Linked DNA regions of Homo sapiens: region 2 is linked to region 1. Evidence: chromatin contacts called from ENCODE Hi-C data. All regions are on one chromosome and are shown on one strand. The core of a region is the stretch at or near the end of the contact, and the rest is flanking DNA. Distances in the headings are between cores, read along the strand shown.

Region 1 (6,218 bases), core at 2,161-4,660:
TGCTCAAAAGAACAGCTTCCCATTTCTGGAGGCACATACAGGCAGCATACCTGTCCTCAGAGGACTTTTTGGAACTAGTAAAATACACAGCAGACTGAAAAGCCCTCTGTAATTAGAACAAAGATAACTTGTTAACCGCCCTTTAAACTCCTGGGAGCCTAAAGCCAGCCTCTACTTGCTACTTGCTAGAGCCTGGAAGGATTTCTCAGATTATGCAGAGTTGCTTCTGTGTGCTTTCTGAGGTCTGCCAGGGTTACTCAGCCACATCCCACTACTGAGGACCAGGACCAAGAATAAAGTGGCTCTCAGCAGGCCTACCCAAAATGCCACTCCAGGGCCCAAGAAGAGCCAACTGGTGCCTAACTGAGGCACTTGCTTTGTGTTTGTCATTTTGACGCAGCAGCTCTGAGACTACCAGGATCCCAGAGAAGACCACCAATGCAAAAATCGTATTATCTTATTTTGGACAAAAGATCCAGAAAACTGTTGGCTGGGCACGGTGGCTCACACCTGTAATCCCAGCACTTTGGGAGGCCGAGGCAGGTGGATCATGAGGTCACGGGATAGAGACCATCCTGGCTAACATGGTGAAACTCTGTCTGTACTAAAAATACAAAAAGTTAGCCGGTGTGGTGGCTGGCGCCTGTAGTCCCAGCTACTCAGGAGGTTGACGCAGGAGAATGGCGTGAACCCAGGAGGTGGAGCTTGTAGTGAGCCGAGATCGCGCCACTGCACTCTAGTCTGGGCGACATAGCAAGACTCTGTTTCCAAAAAAAAAAAAAAAAAAAAGATCCAGAAAACTGGGCCCTTATCTTGAAACCAAAGCTGCTTCTGGTTTCAGTTAATTAATTTAAACAATAAGCTGGGCGTGGTGGCTCACGCCTGTAATCCCAGAACTTTGGGAGGCCGAGGCGGGCGGATCACGAGGTCAGGAGTTCGAGACCAGCCTGGCCAACACAGTGAAACCCCATCTCTACTAAAAATACAAAAATTAGCCGGGCATGGTGGCGCATGCCTGTAGTCCCAGCTACTTGGGAGCCTGAGGCAGGAGAATTGCTTGAACCCAGGAGGCGAAGGTTGCGGTGAGCCGAGATCAGGCCACTGCACTCCAGCCTGAGCAACAGAGCTAGACTCCGTCTCAAAAAAATTAATTAATTAATTAAAAATAATTTAAACAATAAAAGATAACTGGGTAGCAGTCTTATCTGGGTTGAATCCTGGCTCTATGTCTTCTGAGCTATATGACCAGGGCCCCCTCATCTGAAAGCCAGTGATAATATCTAGCCTGCAAAATTGTCGAGGCAATTTAAAGCAATATATGTGAAGTGCCTGGCACACAGGAAGAACTCAGGAGATGGTAGCTGGTAGCAAGGCTGTAGATCTAAGCCTGGTCCCCTCAAAACACCTTTGTGATTGTCAGGCATCATATGGATGATCAAACAAGTTCGGGGAACTCATTTTCCCATGGTCCCTAAGTAGTCGAAGTGGGGTACCTCCAGGTGCAAGGGCATATGCCTAGGGCTTAAAGGCAGTGACTGCGCAGTCAGACAAGCCTTGCATCAAATCATAATTCTGGCAATCGCTGTGTGACCTAAGGCAAGTTACTTCACCTCTCTGTGCCTCTGTTTCCTCATCTATAAAACAGATGTACTGTTTCTGTCTCCTCTACCACCTCTTAAATCAACAATTGTAACGTGCAAATCTGAGACCCAATCATTTCTATTCCCCACCTTCTCAACGGGCACACCATGTTGAAGACTTTCAGAAGACAGCTTTGAAGGGAGTATCATTTTTCTAACTTTTTTTGTGCTTCTACTTTCAAGATTTCCATGTCATTAGATGCAAGTCAATCAAATGATCATACATTTTCCTACAAATGCATTGTAAACAAAATAAAAATTTTATCCCAAAGGGAAAATGAAAAAGAAAATTCAACAACTCTTTACCCCTGTAACTTCCTTTATTTTTCTCCATAGCACTGACAATATATATAGATTTCAATGTTGGGCTTGTTTTCTGCCCGGACCAGGATGTAAGCTCCATGAAGACAGTCTCAATTTTGTTCACTACCGCATCATCAGTTCCTAGAACAGAGCCTGGCACCTCTGCAGAATGTTAAATGGCTCTTCGTGAATCAACTCCAGGTGGGTTGCCCACATGAAAAACATTTCTGCATCTTTTGCAAAAGTGGCTTGGCTAGTACCATCCACTGTTTTCCAGTGTTCCTTTATGTGACATAAATCTTACTAGAACTCAGTACTAGGACAAAGTGTGTGTGTGTGTGTGTGTGTGTGTGTGTTTCCTGAGCTCACATATTTTCCACCAGCTGGGTTCGCTTCTATTGTCAGGAAGCTTGGAGCATAATTCACGTTCAATTACAGTGTTTCCCTTAATCCCTTTTTCTGATGGGGACATAGGATATAAATAAGTGTAAGAAGATTCTGTTGGTACATGTTTAAGACCCTATTTTTAACCACAGACTGCATTTATTCTACTAAGATGCTTCTCAAACTTGAATGTGCCAGAGAATCACCCGCGGATCTAGTTGAAATGCAGAATCAGACTCAGTAGGTCGGGGGCGGGGCGTGAGATGCTGCAGTTCTTACAAGCTCCCAGGTGATGCCTATGCGGCTGGGCCCTGGACCACATTTTGAGTAGCAGAGGGTCTAAGAAACGTGCTTCCTTGATTCAGCGGGATTTCTCTCTCCTGCTCCTTGGCAAAACATGACCAAAGTCTCAAAAACTGAAGCGGACGGCAGAAGCACCTAGAGAGCTGGTTAGACCTACGCCTCGCTGACCCCCCCCCCCCCCCCCCACAGCCCATGCCCGCTGTGATCCCGATGAAAGGGGCTAGGAATCCACCTAGGAAGTTCCCCAGGTGCTTCTGCTGTCGGTGGCCTCGCAGCAAATTTCGAAAATGACTGCTCTCTTCAAGGTTTTCTCAAAGGTAAACTCTTGGGGACAGCTGTTGTCACCAGTGGTACACCTGCTCGTTCAGGATTTTAGGGGGCCCATCCCGCTGTTTCCAGCCCAGCGTCAGGAGGGGACCCACCCCTCCTCTCCGGCTACTCCGACCGCGGCGGAGTCAACCCCCACGGGCCCGGGGCTCGGACCCCCGCCGCTCCGCCTCGCACAGCCGGGCCGGCCGGTGGCAGCCACCGCAGGCCCGAGAGGCGGGGACCGTGCCGCTCATGCGCAGAGCGACCCCTGGGCCCACAAGGCGGGGTCCCCGCGCGGTCCCCGCGCGCCCCCCGCCCGCCTTACCTCGCTGGACCAGGGTGGCCAAGGAGAAAGCGAGGCAGACAAGGAACGCCGAGCGCCAGGCCACCATGGCTGGGAGCAGGCGGAGGGCCCCGGAGGAGCACAGTTAGCGCGAGAGCGCCCGAAGGGGAGGCCGAGGAGGAGCGGGAGGAGGAGCCCCGCCGCCTCTGCAGGGTCCCGCCCAAAGCCCGCGCGCGCGCGCGGCGCGGCCCCGGGAAGATGGAGGTCGGGCGCGCTAGAGAGCCGGCGCCTGAGGGCGCCTGGGCTGGGGTTAGGCCGGGGGGCGGGGCGAGGCTGCAGTATCGGGGGCGGGGCCGCGTTCTGGAGGCGGGGCTCCGGGCGAGGGGCGTGGCCTGCGGGCACCCGGTGGGTGGGGAGGCCTGGGTTGGGTTGGGCTGGGTCCAGCGGCAGCGCGCGGTCCGCAGACCCTGTCCCACCTCGGTCCTCGAGACCGAAGTCTCGGAGGTGGCCCCGCGGACCTGGAGCAGTGAGTCACCAGTGCCGGGGAGCGGGAGGCGGCAGCGCCGGTGGGCGCCGATTTCCTCCCGGGTGACCTTGAGAAGGGCTCTTCCCCTTCTGGCCTTGGTGTTCTCCCGGTGAAGGGTTGTTCCCTTGGGGCCCCTCCAGACACCGTCCAGCACGGAGCCCCGCACTCTGTCCCCACCCGCTGTTCCCTGCAGGAGTGAAACCCTGGCCGGAGACTGAAGAAAAGGACCGTTTTCGTGACTGGCTGCGGTCAACAAGCAGTGACACGTCTCGAGAAAACGAGGCCGGGGGCGCCCGGGTGGGCGACAGGGGAGGATGGGGGCGTCCCGGAGCCGAAGCGCCGCGGGCTCGGGAGACTGGGGGTAGGGACTGGGTCAGCTCTCCCGAGGCTTTGATGAATGCGCTGAAAGTGCAAGTTCATATCTGCAGAGTCGATCTCAAAAACGTGCTTAATGACCGACAAACGCGCTGCAGTCCTTTCCCATGAACCCCCGCAAACGGAGTCCGTCTCCCAGACCCGAAGAAATCAGATTCCGATACGATACTGTGCCGACCAGCAAAATGCCCGCTGCAGCAGTTGATGGGAACGCTCCCTAGAAGAGCCCCAGCTGCAACCGGCTCTCGAAGACAAAGAGGAAGCGCTACTGCTCTCCGGAGTGGTAGCGTGAGCCTGTCCCTGCCATTATGCGGCACCGGCTGCCCAGGGCCACATCCTCCTTAGAGGGCGGCTACTACCACCTCCCCTCAATATCCATTCGGCAGCTTTCCTGTGCCCCCAACCCAGCCCTCGCTGCCATAGGCACCCCCCTCAGTGGCTCCCACCAACCCCTAAGGAACAGTGGGGTGTGGGGTCTCCCTGAGATGGAGCCGAAATCTCCCGTGTGGCTTACATCCATTGCCCTGAATCTTAGGGCTGCAGAAACAAAACAGCATATGAGGAGTGGATCTTCCCAGGCTCAGGGCATTAATTACTCTATGAATGGAACATTATTCCATTCTAGCTGTAGAATTAACAGAAATAGCTGGTAGTTATTGAACACACACTATACACATGGCATATTCCAGGCATTTTACCCTTAATTTTTATTCCTCACAATGCCTTATGTATCATCACCTATTAACGAGGGAAAAGCAGCAAAATGGAGGTTCCTTGAGGTTGGGGAGTTAGCCAGGTCTAGTCTCATGTGTCAAAGGGGGAGGGTACCACTAGGAACCCCAGCTGGTGAATGGCTAAGAATGTGTGCTGTAGAGCCAGACCGGGTACAAATCCTGGCTAAACCCAACAAGGTTGTGCTAAGGATTAAATGAGGTGGTGAAAAGTGGACAGCCTGCACACAGTGACAGAGGGCAGGGACCATTACTGGTTAATCTAGTAACGGCTAAGGAAATAGTGGCCACTGTGAGGTCAGGAGGTTACTGTCTATTCCAGGCTGTGGACATGCCCCCACCTTTGCTACTAAGTGCCCTGAGCCATTCCATAGGCCCTGGTGGTACCATCTGTACCTGGAGGGCAGTAGATTTTCTGGTCTTTAGGAGTCTTCCAGGATCTGATGGGTAAACCCTGATGCATACACACTCATCTACACTGAGGAGGTGAGAAGCATGTAACCTCTTAAGTTTGAGGCCATGTCAATCAATATGCAGTGGACAGTCACACTCAACTGGAACTCTAGCTGCTAAAGGTGCTACAATGCCATATGCAATAAGACTGTCTTCTAGCTCAAGAATAGTTCTCAAACTACACCCCGTGGGCTAAATCCTACTCCCACCTGTTTGTTCAGCCTTCCAGCTAAAAGTAGTGGTTGCATTTTTAAATGGTTGAAAAAAATCAAAAGAATGTTATGACATGAGAAAGTGATACAACATTCAAATTTCAGGGTTCATGAAGTTTATGAGAACACAGCCACGCCCATTGATTTTTGTATTCCCTATGGTGGCTTTTGTGCTGCCACAGTGGAGTTGAACAGTTGTGATAGAGACCATGGGGCACACAAAGCCTAAAATATTTACTGTCTAACCCTTACAGAAAAAGTTTACTGACCTCCGTTCTAGCAGATTGAACCATGGCAAGGATGAACATTAGCAGGTGATGATATGGGACCTTAAGAGTGTGCTCCTCTAAAGCGCAAAATGAACATAGATGACCTGCTCTGACACAGGAATAAGAACCAAAAGAAAAGGACAATGTTTATCATTGTGGCCAAAAGATACTCACAAATAGTTCCTTAATCAAAATATTGCAAATGTCCGAGATGGATTATCCTACCAGATACCTCTCCCTTTGTAAAATAGCTTATCTTGGGCCTGGTTTGTCTCTCAGTCTCTTGTAAGTTAGGTTAATGTGAGTTAGAGAGGGCTGATTTGCCTGCCAGACTGAAGACCTGCTGGGAACTTAGTGAGCCTCTCAGTCAGGTACTGCTATCCTGCTGAATTGCAATTAAACATGCAGTTGATTTACATACAGGAAATTG
Region 2 (6,218 bases), core at 1,096-3,595, 2.4 Mb after region 1:
CCAAATAATTTTGTTGAGTGAAAGGAACCAAACACAAAAGAAGACTTATTATAACATTTTATTATATAAAATTCTAGAAAATACCCTATAGTGACAGAAAGCAGATCATTGGTTGCCTGGGGACAGGAGAGGAGAAGAGAAAGGGATAGTCATGGGCATGAGGAAACTTTGAAGGTGATGGAAATCCTTATTGCCTTGATTGTGGTGATGGTTTCATACGTGTGTGTGTGTGTGTGTGTGTGTGTGTGTGTGTGTGAAAGCTTATCAAGTTGTTTAGCTGAAACATGACAAATTCACAGTTTATTGTCTGTCAAATATATCTCAGTGTAAACAGACAACCTACAGAATGGGAGAAAATCACCTGACAAAGGTCTAATATCCAGAATATAACCCCATCAAAAAATGGGCAAAAGACGTGAACAGACACTTCTCAAAAGAAGACATACAAGTGGCCAAAAAACATATGAAAAAAATGCTCTCATCACTAATCATCAGAGAAATGCAAATCAAAACCACAATGGGACACTATCTCACTCCAGTGAGAATGGCCATTATTTAAAAGTCAAAAAATAAGAGATGCTGGAGAGACTGTGGAGAAAAGGGGATACTTATACACTGCTGATGGGAATGTAAATTATTTCAGCCACTGTGGAAAGCAGTTTGGAGATTTCTCAAACAACTTATAACAGAGCTACCATTTGACCCAGCAATCCCAGTACTGGGTATATACTCAAAGGAAAATAAATCATTCTACCACCAAGACACATGCACCTGTATGGTCATCACAGCACTATTCACAATAGCAAAGACGTGGAATCAACCTAGGTGATCATCAGTGGTGGATTGGATAAAGAAAATGTGGTAGGCATTCACCACAGAATGCTATGCAGCCATAAAAAAAGAATGAAATCATGTCCTTTGCAGCAACATGGATGCAGCTAGAGGCTGTTATCCTAAGTGAATTAATGCAGGAACATAAAACCAAATGCCACACATTCTCATTTATAAGTGGGAGCTAAACATCGGGTACTCGTGCGCATAAAGATGGGAACAACAAACAATGGGAACTACAAGAGGGGTCAGGGAAGGAGGGGTCAAGGGTTTAAAAACTAACTATTGTGTACTATGTTCAGTACTTGGATGACAGGGTCATTCGTACCCCAAACCTCAACATCACACACTATACCCAGGCAACAAACCTGCACATGTACCCCCTAAATCTAAAATGAAAGTTGAAAACATAAAATTTCTCAGGAACTACATGTGTGTGTATATATATATACATACATACACACACACATATATACACACACATTGCACATAATGGGCTAGCTTTCTCTTTTGTCTCTCTCTCTATATATACACACACACATATATATACATATATATATACTGCACATAACATTGGGCAAACTACTTGAACAGACACTTTACAAAGAAAGATATAGAAATGGCCAGTGAGCACATAAAAGCATACTCAACATAATTAGTCATCAGGGAGATGATAATTGAAATAACAATGAGATGCCACTTCCCACCCTTTCAAATGGCTAAAAATAAAGGCTGACAACCTCAAATGTTGATGAGGATGGGAAAGAAAAGGAGCTCGCATACATTTCTGGTGGGAATGTAAATTGCACAACCACTTTGGAATACATTCTGGCAGTTTCTTATAAAACATAAAACTATCCTGTGATGTGGCAATTCATCTCTTAGGTATTTGCCCAAGAAAAATGAAAGCATATGTCCACACAAAGATGTGTACATGAATATTCATAGTAGCTTTATTTATAATCGCCCAAACTGGAAACAGCCCAGATCATAACCTGGTGAATGAACAAACCAACTCTGATATATCCAAACAATAGCATACTACTCAGCGATAGCACATTCAACAACATAGATAAATCTTGAAAACATCACGTTGAATGAAAGAATCCAGACACACAATAGTACATACGATCTGATTCCATTCATACAGAATACTGGCTTTCCAGTCTTCGCCCTCAGTTCCCGACCCTTCACTCCCCCCACCACCATCTTGAAGATGCCCAAGGGGGAGAGGTCCCTTCCATTCCTTCGTTCCTTCCTTCGTCTGCTGGTCGATTTGTTCGCTCGTTCATTCATTCATTCGCACGCTCATTCCACTCCTCCCCACCTCCACCCAAGCGTCCAGCCCGCGCGCGCCGCTCCCCCGCAGGCTGATCAGACTTGCCTGCCCAGTCCGCCCCCGCCCAAACCCCGCCCCCTTCCCGCCACGCCCCCTTCCCGGGCCAATCGGGGACGAGACTGGGGCCGGGGCGGGGCCTCGCTCCCTCAGAACCCCCGGCGGCGCTCACGGCTCCGGAAACGCGCCGCGGGGCTGTTAGCTCGGCTGGGCACGGGCGGCTCCGTGGCGCTTCCTGCCACGCCAGGCCTGCCTGGGCCGCGCCAGCGCCGCTCCACCGAGGGCCGCGCGTCGGCCGCCGCCGGGCCTGGGTGAGTGTGCGGGCCGCGGGAGGATGTGCGGGGGGCGCTGGAGGGGCCGCAGGGCGGAGGTGATCGTGGGGGCGGCAGGAGGACGTGTGGACCTGAGTGAGCGTGCAGGGCCGCGAGAGGATGTGCAGGGGGTGCAGGACTGTGTGCGGGGCTGGAGCGAGTGTGCGGGCCGCAGAAGAGTGCACGGTGGAGGGAGGGGGCGTCTCTGGGCAGTTGGAGAGCTGCTCGGCCTTGGGCGGGCCAGAGCAGGGAACGGGTCCCGGATGACGAGTACGAAGAGGCCCGAAGGCCTTCCCGAGGCGGGCGGGGGGCGGCGATCCCGGGTGGGAATCGCTAAAGTGTAGAGGCCTGCTCTGCTCTTTGGGGGACGCTAGGAGATGGGAACCGCTCAGGGGCGGAGAGAAAGGACCCCTGCCCCTAGCTCCTAGGAGCCCGATCTGGAGGGGGCATTGTAGGGGTGGGGGTTAAAGGACTTTTCCCTGGTCTAGGGGAGGGACTGAGCCGCAGTCTGGGAGCTGGGAGGGTGGGCCAGGTGGGAACAGTTCCCGCTGGGGAGTCCCTCCTTTCCTTTTGAGTGGGTGGGAGTGGGGGGGGGCGGTTAAGCCTCAGCTTGGTGGGGAGAATGGGGGCCGGTAGGTAGCCTAGAGAGAGAGCTGTGGAGAGGCAGGGGAAAGGGGGCGGTGAGCCGAGCTCAAGGCCCTCTGTCTGAACCAGTCTTTTTCTGTCGCCCTACTGGGGGCCGCCATCTCCCACTTCAGTGCCCCCGCCCCCTTAAACTCCTTTGCTGGCTCCTCCAGTCTATATTTGGGTGATTAATTATATATCTTTTCCACACACACCCCCCACTCGCCTGCCGCCCAAAGTCCATGGTCCCTTTCAAACAACCCCCTGCCCCCATTCCTGGCCCACTTCCCAGAGGTCCCACCCTGCCACCTTGTTCCAACTGAAGCCCTCCAGCCAGCCTTGACCTAGCTGGGCATGCGGCCCCCTCCAGTCTCCTTAGTCAATGAAACATTTCCTCTTCAACCTCAGCCCGACATTTTTCCTTTACAAGAGAATTTCAGATGGGATTGCTGGAACAGCACCTCCCCTAGGTACTAATGCTGCCTCAGCCCCTCCCCACCCTCACCTTCCCCCAACCCTGCAACATTGGACCTTCAAGTAGAAGCCACTTGCACAGTATCTGGCCCAGTTCAGTACATCCCCACAAAATGTTACTAGGGGGATGTACTGAACTGGGTCAGACACTGAGTTTTATATATAGAACCCTATTGAGCAGTAATTTGCAGCCTTCTGTCTGTGAGGGACCCCTTGGAAATCTACCAGAACTTGTGAATTCTCTTCTAACCATCAGCACAGACTCAGAGATAGTGGGCTCCCATTTCAGCAGGTTCCTGGGCAGGAATCCTGTCAGTAACAGAGATTCTGAGAGTTGGAGAATCTGGGAACCTCCAGATTCTAGACAGGCCCAGTGTTAAGGAGGTGCAGCTCTGCATCATAATCTCCTGGGGTGCTTGTTGAAAAATGCAGACTCCTTGGTCTCTCCCAAACCTGCGAAACTCCCACATGAGTTCTTAGTGAACTCCACACCAACTTTCTCACCCAGTGATCCAGCCCTTACCCAAACCTGCCTGGGCTCCTTGGATGGCCCTGGGCTCTTTGCAATTTGCATAGCATCCCACCCCACCCCCAATTTCGACCTTTGTATCCAGGCGATGTTACCTAAAGGAAGCTATACTTAAAATTTATTTCGATTTTTAGTAAGATGCCATGAATCTTCTTGGAGAAATGGGAACACAAAGCTTTCCTCAATTAAGTACAACAAACACTACAAAATCCCCTTCTGGTCTACCTTCTGGCTTTTTATAGAAAGGAAATAAGATAGAAACCCAAACAGAAAGAGACAGGTGCCCAGGCAAAGTGAGAGGAAACAGATGCCTTCCCACCCACACATACAGAAAAAGGCACACACAGACACAAATACCCCAAGAGAGACAGACTTTCCTGGTGAGACACCCTCTCTTTAGGCCCTTCAGGATTCTGCTACTTCGAGTAGCAGCCTGTTTGCTGCTTTGGGACGGGACGGGATGGGCCCACGTGGGGCCTTCACTTCCGCCTCCTGGCCTGTCAGGTGGAAAGAACATGAAGGCCAGGCTCAGCGTGGCCCAGGGCTTGGCTCAAGGGTTGCATCCTGGCCTGGCTAGGGTGGATCCAGATCGTGGCAGTATATATTCAGTTGAACCCTGTATCTGGCCCAGTTCAGTACATCCCCCAAAATGTGGGGGACATGTTCCTGGGAGGTGCACACAGGTCTGCTTCTGTTCACCTGAATTATTGCAATCCAACAGATGGGGCCTTACCTGCCAGGCTGATCCCTTGGAGTAGTTCTGAGGCATGATGAGTCATCCGTGTGTGTCTCTTTTGGGTAAGTCTGGGTGTTTATGCATGGTGTCTGCTGGCTTTGACGCTGGGCATGCTATCAGAAGACCCTATAGGTGGGGTTACAACATGGTGAGGAGTATCGTTTTGGTTCCGGAAGCACTTATATTTTCATCTGTGCCACTGTTGCTGAACTGTCTTTGCCCAGAGACAGTTCTCTCAATCCAAGCAATACAACTCACAGGAGAAAAGATATTCAGGAAAGAGAATCTGGAGTCTAATCTCCCTTTTGGATGGGAGAGGGAGCTGAAGGCATCCATCTGAATTGGATCTTTTGTGAGTGGAAACCTTTGAAGACACCCGTTGCTCTGGCCTAGAACTGAGCAGAACACAAGCCACCTGTTGTCTTCTGGGTAAACTCAAGCTTTAGGGCCTGAGGACATTCTGCTCCAGGTCTTTATTTAGATGCTTCAGAGAGTCCAGGTGTTTCTGGCACCCCTTGGAAGCTTCTGGAACCTTCCAGAGGAGCCTTATTTGGGTGGTCTTGCTGCCTTTCCCCTGCCCAGGGAAGGACAGCGCACCTGTTAGAGAATGTTGCTTGGCTATTTGTGCGATAAAATCAGTTGAACGCTGGTCTTTAGGCTCAGAAGCTACCGTTAGCCAGTAGCCAAACATCCAGCAGTGAGGCAGGGATGTTCTTAATCCAAAGGCAACCAGAAAACATCTCATTATTACTACATTTTGTGACGTGGGTTGTTTTTTGTCTCTGTTGAGTTCAACTCTTCATTTCTGTTCTTCCACATCAAAGTGGAATGATTATTTTGAGACTCTTAGTGTTTTCTGTTTCCATGCAGTAAATTTGATTTAAATAAGTTGGTTAAAATTTACATTGTGATCTAAAGCACGTTAGCAGGAAGATTTGTTCACTCACATGAGCTTTCATGTTTTAGAAAGCATAATTTTTCAAATTATCAGGCAGTAGGTTGACATTGACATCACTATTTTCCATTTATTCTAGCAGATGTTTGTTAAACAGCTGCAGTGTAATGGTGCTTGCCTAGGTCCAGTGTGCAATTCACAGCTGACCTTGACAGGGCCTTTGCTTTCTGGGAGTTTATAGTCTTTAGACTATCTTCAGATCCCATTGAAAGAAGGAGAGTAATACCACTTACGTTAAGGGTTGGAAATGTGTTTTTCCACAGTATTTCTTTGAGCTTTCATATTTCCCAGTTGTATGTAGGAGTGCACCCTATGAGATTCAGGACATGCTTTTGTGCTGTGAGTGAAAGTGCCTCACTTCAGGGTCAGCATTACCCTGTGTGTCCATTGGGTGTGCATTACAATGATTTTCATGTTCTGTC

Evidence for each region. A loop is a pair of places that touch in the nucleus more often than their neighbours do. Pooled maps may share reads with other maps.
Region 2: a loop to region 1 is called in a map of CD4-positive, alpha-beta T cell, with 12 times the contacts of the local background. The contact joins the promoter of ZNF275 here to the promoter of CD99L2 in region 1. A Hi-C loop is called at or near these places in 2 of 168 maps with a recorded cell type or tissue (CD4-positive, alpha-beta T cell and naive thymus-derived CD4-positive, alpha-beta T cell) and 5 of 50 pooled maps.

What each region holds. Positions count from the first base shown.
Region 1 is chrX:150,895,258-150,901,475 of GRCh38, forward strand. CD99L2 (CD99 molecule like 2) reads right to left here and starts at 3,411. Exons shown (of 11, transcript NM_031462.4): 1 at 3,265-3,411. The coding sequence starts at 3,331. RefSeq lists a silencer at 3,086-3,695.
Region 2 is chrX:153,331,808-153,338,025 of GRCh38, forward strand. ZNF275 (zinc finger protein 275) reads left to right here and starts at 2,346. Exons shown (of 4, transcript NM_001367757.1): 1 at 2,346-2,478; 2 at 4,827-4,903. The coding sequence starts at 4,873. MIR12129 (microRNA 12129) reads left to right here and starts at 3,655; the gene lies at 3,655-3,730. RefSeq lists silencers at 2,140-2,509, 2,600-2,679.